2 separate regions of the Homo sapiens genome follow, and region 1 is linked to region 2. Evidence: read pairs that join two places in POLR2A ChIA-PET (ENCODE). Cell type or tissue: Caco-2. All regions are shown on one strand. Region 1 has its middle 14 kb from the start of LINC03080. Region 2 overlaps LRRC28 (leucine rich repeat containing 28).

Region 1 (2,500 bases), 150 kb after region 2:
AGGGATTCAACTTCTTTCTGGTTTAGTCTTGGGAGGGCGTATGAGTCCAGGAATTTATCCATTTCTTCTAGATTTCCTAGTTTATTTGCGTAGAGGTGTTTGTAGTATTCTCTGATGGTAGTTTGTATTTCTGTGGGATCGGTGGTGATATCCCCTTTATCATTTTTTATTGCGTCCATTTGATTCTTCTCTCTTTTCTTCTTTATTAGTCTTGCTAGTGGTCTATCAATTTTGTTGATCCTTTCAAAAAACCAGCTCCTGGATTCATTGATTTTTTGAAGGGTTTTTTGTGTCTCTATCTCCTTCAGTTCTGATCTGATCTTAGTTATTTCTTGCCTTCTGCTAGCTTTTGAATGTGTTTGCTCTTGCTTCTCTAGTTCTTTTAATTGTGATGTTATGGTGTCAATTTTAGATCTTTCCTGCTTTCTCTTGTGGGCATTTAATGCTATACATTTCCCTCTACACACTGCTTTAAATGTGTCCCAGAGATTCTGGTATGTTGTGTCTTGGTTCCCATTGGTTTCAAAGAACATCTTTATTTCTGCCTTCATTTCGTTATGTACCCAGTAGTCATTCAGGAGCATATTTTTCAGTTTCCATGTAGTTGAGCAGTTTTAAGTGAGTTTCTTAATCTTGAGTCCTAGTTTGATTGCACTGTGGTCTGAGAGACAGTTTGTTATAATTTCTCTTCTTTTACATTTGCTGAGGAATGCTTTACTTCCAACTATGTGGTCAATTTAGGAATAAGTGTGATGTGGTGCTGAGAAGAATGTATATTCTGTTGATTTGGGGTGGAGAGTTCTGTAGATGTCTATTAGGTCCGCTTGGTGCAGAGCTGAGTTCAATATGCTGGTTAACTTTCTGTCTTGTTGATCTATCTAATGTTGACAGTAGGGTGTTAAAGTCTCCCGTTATTATTGTGTGGGAGTCTAAGTCTCTTTGTAGGTCTCTAAGGGTATGAATTTGGGTGCTCCTGTATTGGGTGCATATATATTTAGGATAGTTAGCTCTTCTTGTTGAATTGGGGATTGCTGGGAGAACCACTAATCTCTTCAAAGCTGTCAGACAGGGATGTTTAAGTCTGCAGAAGTTTCTGCTGCCTTTTGTTCAGCTATGCCCTGCCCCCAGAGGTGGAGTCTACAGAGGTCGGCAGGCCTCTTTGAGCTGCGGTGGGCTCCACCCAGTTTGAGCTTCCCGGCAGCTTTGTTTACCTACTCAAGCCTCAGCAATGGCAGATGCCATTGCTCAAGGCCACACAGCTGCGAGTGGAGCCCACTGCCTCTGCTCCTCCACTGCTCCACACTGCCCTGCAAAAAGGAGGAGGCCAGTCTCGTTTCTTGGGGAAGGTGGGGGCTTAAGACCCCAGGGCCGAGTTGCTCCACTGTTTGGGAGCATTTGCTTCAATCTGGGAATTCAATCATCTGGGAATTATTTAAAAGAGGTGTAGAGGCCTTGAAAAATCTCAGCTTGGGTTGACTGGGGGAGGGAGAGGGACAGTGTCCTGTGTTTTCCATTTTCTTTTTTTTTTTTTTGAACTTTTATTTTAGGTTCAAGGGTACATATGTAGATTTGTTATATAGATAAACTGTGTGTCACGGGAGGTTGCTGTAAAGACTGCTTTGTCACTCAGGTGATAAGCACAGTTCAGACAGGTAGTTTTTCTGCTCCTTTCCCTCCTCCCACTCTCCACTCTCAAGGAGGCCCCAGTGTGTGTTGTTCCCCTCTTGGTGTGTCCATGTGTTATCATTTAGCTCCCATTTATAAGTGAGAACATACATGTGGTATTTGGGTCTCCTGCATTACTCTGCTAAGGATAATGGGCTCCAGTTCCATCCACATTCCCACAAAGGACATGATCTCATTCTTTTTTATGGCTGCATAGTATTCCCTGGTGTATATGTAACACATTTTCTTTATCCAGTCTACTGTTGATGGGCATTTAGGTTGGTTCCATATCTTTGCTATTGTGAATAGTGCTGCAATTAACGTATGTGTTCATGTGTCTTTATGATAGAACAATTTATATTCTTTGGGGTATATACCCAGAAATAGGATTGCTGGGTTGAATGGTAGTTCTGTTCTTTGAGGAATCACCACACTGCTTTCCACAATGGCTGAGATAATTTATACTCCCATGAACAGTGTATAAGTGTTTCCTATTCTCCACAACCTCACCAGGGTTTGTTTTTTTTTTTTTGTCTTTTAAATAATAGTCATTCTGCAGGCTGGGCACAGTGGCTTACACCTGTAATCCCAGCACTTTGGGAGGCTGAGGTGGATCACGAGGCCAGGAGTTCAAGAGCAGGCTGGCCAACGTGGTGAAACCCCGTCTCTACTAAAAATACAAAAATTAGCCAGGCGTGGTGGTGGGCGCCTGTAATCCCAGCTACTTGGGAGGCTGAGGCAGGAGAATCCCTTGAAACTGGAAGGCAGAGGTTGCAGTGAGTGGAGATTGCGCTGCTGCACTCCAGTCCAGGCAAAAGAGCGAAACTCAGTCTCA
Region 2 (2,500 bases):
GATTCCTTGTCAAATAATTAAGAAACTCAAGCCTCTCACATGTCATAATGACTTTCATTTTTCAGGAAAATGAACGTCTGTTCCATAACTTAACTCTATTTATGGAGTCATAGGATTTTAAAGCTAGAAGCTTTATTTATAATTTAGACAATTTTTCTTTTTGAGGAAACTAAGAAGAGGATAATGGCTGGTTCTAAAGTCACTTTTCAGTGCAAAAATAAGGTCTCCTAATTTGTGGTCCAGTTAGTTTTGCTTCATTTTAATTCTGTAGATATTTATTGATAACCTCTTCCTAGCCTAGCACCACCATGTCGTTAAAATTTAACCACGTTTATCGACTGTGGAGAAATGAAGTGCTGCATGTTAAGTGAATTTTCCCAGTTAATTTTTGTAAAGTCTGTGTCTGAGTTTTCCTGTGAATAAAAGTCTAGCTTAATAGAAATATTTTTAAACATGTATCATTCTTTGCTTTTTAAATGAAATGTAGGGAACCTGACTTAGCATATACCCTGTAATTTGTAGTTTCTGCCTAGGGAGTTAGGAGGGGGACAGTTTAGAAAGAGGTGGCAGGGCTAGGGGTCTTTTCTTAGAACAGACCATTATCTTGTGTACTCGAAGGGTGTTATTTGCAAGCAAAAGACTCAAAACCATTGGTGTATGTATGTTTCCACAAGTTTAAATTCATTTTTCAGGCATTCACTTTAATGAGGCACCTGTGTACTGGAAGTGAGACACCAGTGCCTAACTGTTAGTCCCATCGAATCAGTCAACAAATACATACGTTATGTAAGTAAGGCACTTGTACACGGATCTTGGAACATGCTCCCCACCCCACCCCCGCAAAACCAAACAGTTATGTCATAAACTTACAGAATTGTTCAAGCTAGGTGTAATCTTAAATCATTGATCTGGCTTAATGGGAATGTGTTTGGTATTCTATTTTTGTGTGTATTTTTATATTGCTTTGAAAATTGCATTTATAAAATCATACTTATGGCATGTTTATTAAATAGGTTTTTTTAAAAATAAAAAGCTGGAGAAGACACTTGATGCTTGTAACCTCCAACCCTTGTTTCCGACATTTACATAACTTAAAGTTTTAACAAATATTAAGATAAACACTTCAAGAGGCATTTCAGCAATTTTTAATGCCTGTTTTTTCTTTTGAAAAATCTTTTCTTGGCAATCAAATTTCTATCAAATTCAGAAACATTGTATTTTTGTAAATGTACTGGATGTATAGTTTTTTTTATTTTGAGCTCATTCTGTAAGTTTTTGCTAAGTTAAAAATATCAGTCTTGATGTTTGTTTTACATTTTTTGCCAGAAAACATTTGTAGATTTGAAGATACTTAAAATATTTTCATTTACATTTCTTAAGATGACAATTTTAATTTCTACAAATGCTAAGCAAATACTTTCATTTATTTCTAAGAAAAATAATCTAAAACATTTATCATTCTTACAGTTAAGTAGTTATTCTTCATGTTTTACATTTGAAAGAGCTGAGTTTAAGTGAAAAATCAGTAGTGAATATGAAGGTATGAATTCTGCACACTTTACCAGCCACATGTGCTGTTAACTTTTTTTTTTTTTGGAGACAGAGTTTTCACCCAGGCTGGAGTGCAGTGGCACGAACTCAGCTTACTGCAACCTCTGCCTCTCAGGTTCAAGTGATTCTCCTGCCTCATCCTCCCGAGTAGCTGGGATTACAGGCACCCGCCATCACGCCCAGCTAATTTTTGTGTTTTTAGTAGAGACGGGTTTCACCATGTTGGCCGGGCTGGTCTTGAATTCCTGACCTCAGGTAATCCACCTCCCTCAGCCTCCCAAAGTGTTAGGATTACAGGTGTGAGCTACCATGCCTGGCCTTAACATTTAAATTAAAGTAAAATAATATTAAAAATTCAGTTCCTCCATCACATAGCCACATTTTAAGTGCTTCATAGCCACATGTGGCTAGTGTCTGCCATATTGGACAACACAGATAATGTTTCCATCATGGCAGAGAGAGAAACAAAGGAAAATGAGTAATTATTATGAAGTGAGTCAAGAGACAAAGGTAATGGTAACTAGGACCCTGAAGGCATTTATGCTACTGGGGAAGAAGAAAGAATGCTGGTTCCTTCATTCTGTACCATTAGCCTGCTAGGGTTTCTGATTCCTCTGTTGATAAATATTGCTCTATGACATATATAAAAATGGAGGGAAATACTGGAGAAGGAATGGACAAGTTGAAAAGAGGTCTACCACAGTTTTAAAAAATCTGGACACGTGGTATTTAACTCATGTCGTGTACCTGCTCAGAAGCAATGACATCAACTTATTGATTCAACTAAAAAGCTTGTTAAGTGTGTTGTGGTAGTTTGTGAATGAAGTACTTTTTATTCCTTCAGTGCCAAGACTTCATTAGCTTTTTAAAAACGAAAACGAATTTATTGGGGTGAAACTGACATAACATAAAATTAATCCTATTGAAATGACAATAGGATTCAGTACAT

Evidence for each region. Peaks named below come from ENCODE experiments on the same cell type or tissue, not always from the same donor. Only the 100,000 strongest peaks of a DNase experiment are listed, where the experiment ranks them.
Region 1: POLR2A ChIA-PET joins it to region 2 with 7 read pairs; 2 of 35 experiments call an interaction of 5 or more read pairs at or near these places.

The regions. Positions count from the first base shown.
Region 1 is chr15:99,420,099-99,422,598 of GRCh38, forward strand. No RefSeq gene overlaps it. Among named protein-coding and RNA genes, the nearest start is that of LINC03080, 14 kb to the right of the region's middle. In Caco-2, no CTCF peak of the experiment used is centred here; a DNase peak (open chromatin) is centred at 1,193.
Region 2 is chr15:99,267,833-99,270,332 of GRCh38, forward strand. All of the region lies in intron 2 of LRRC28 (leucine rich repeat containing 28), which reads left to right. Among named protein-coding and RNA genes, the nearest start is that of LRRC28, 18 kb to the left of the region's middle. In Caco-2, no CTCF peak of the experiment used is centred here; no DNase peak of the experiment used is centred here.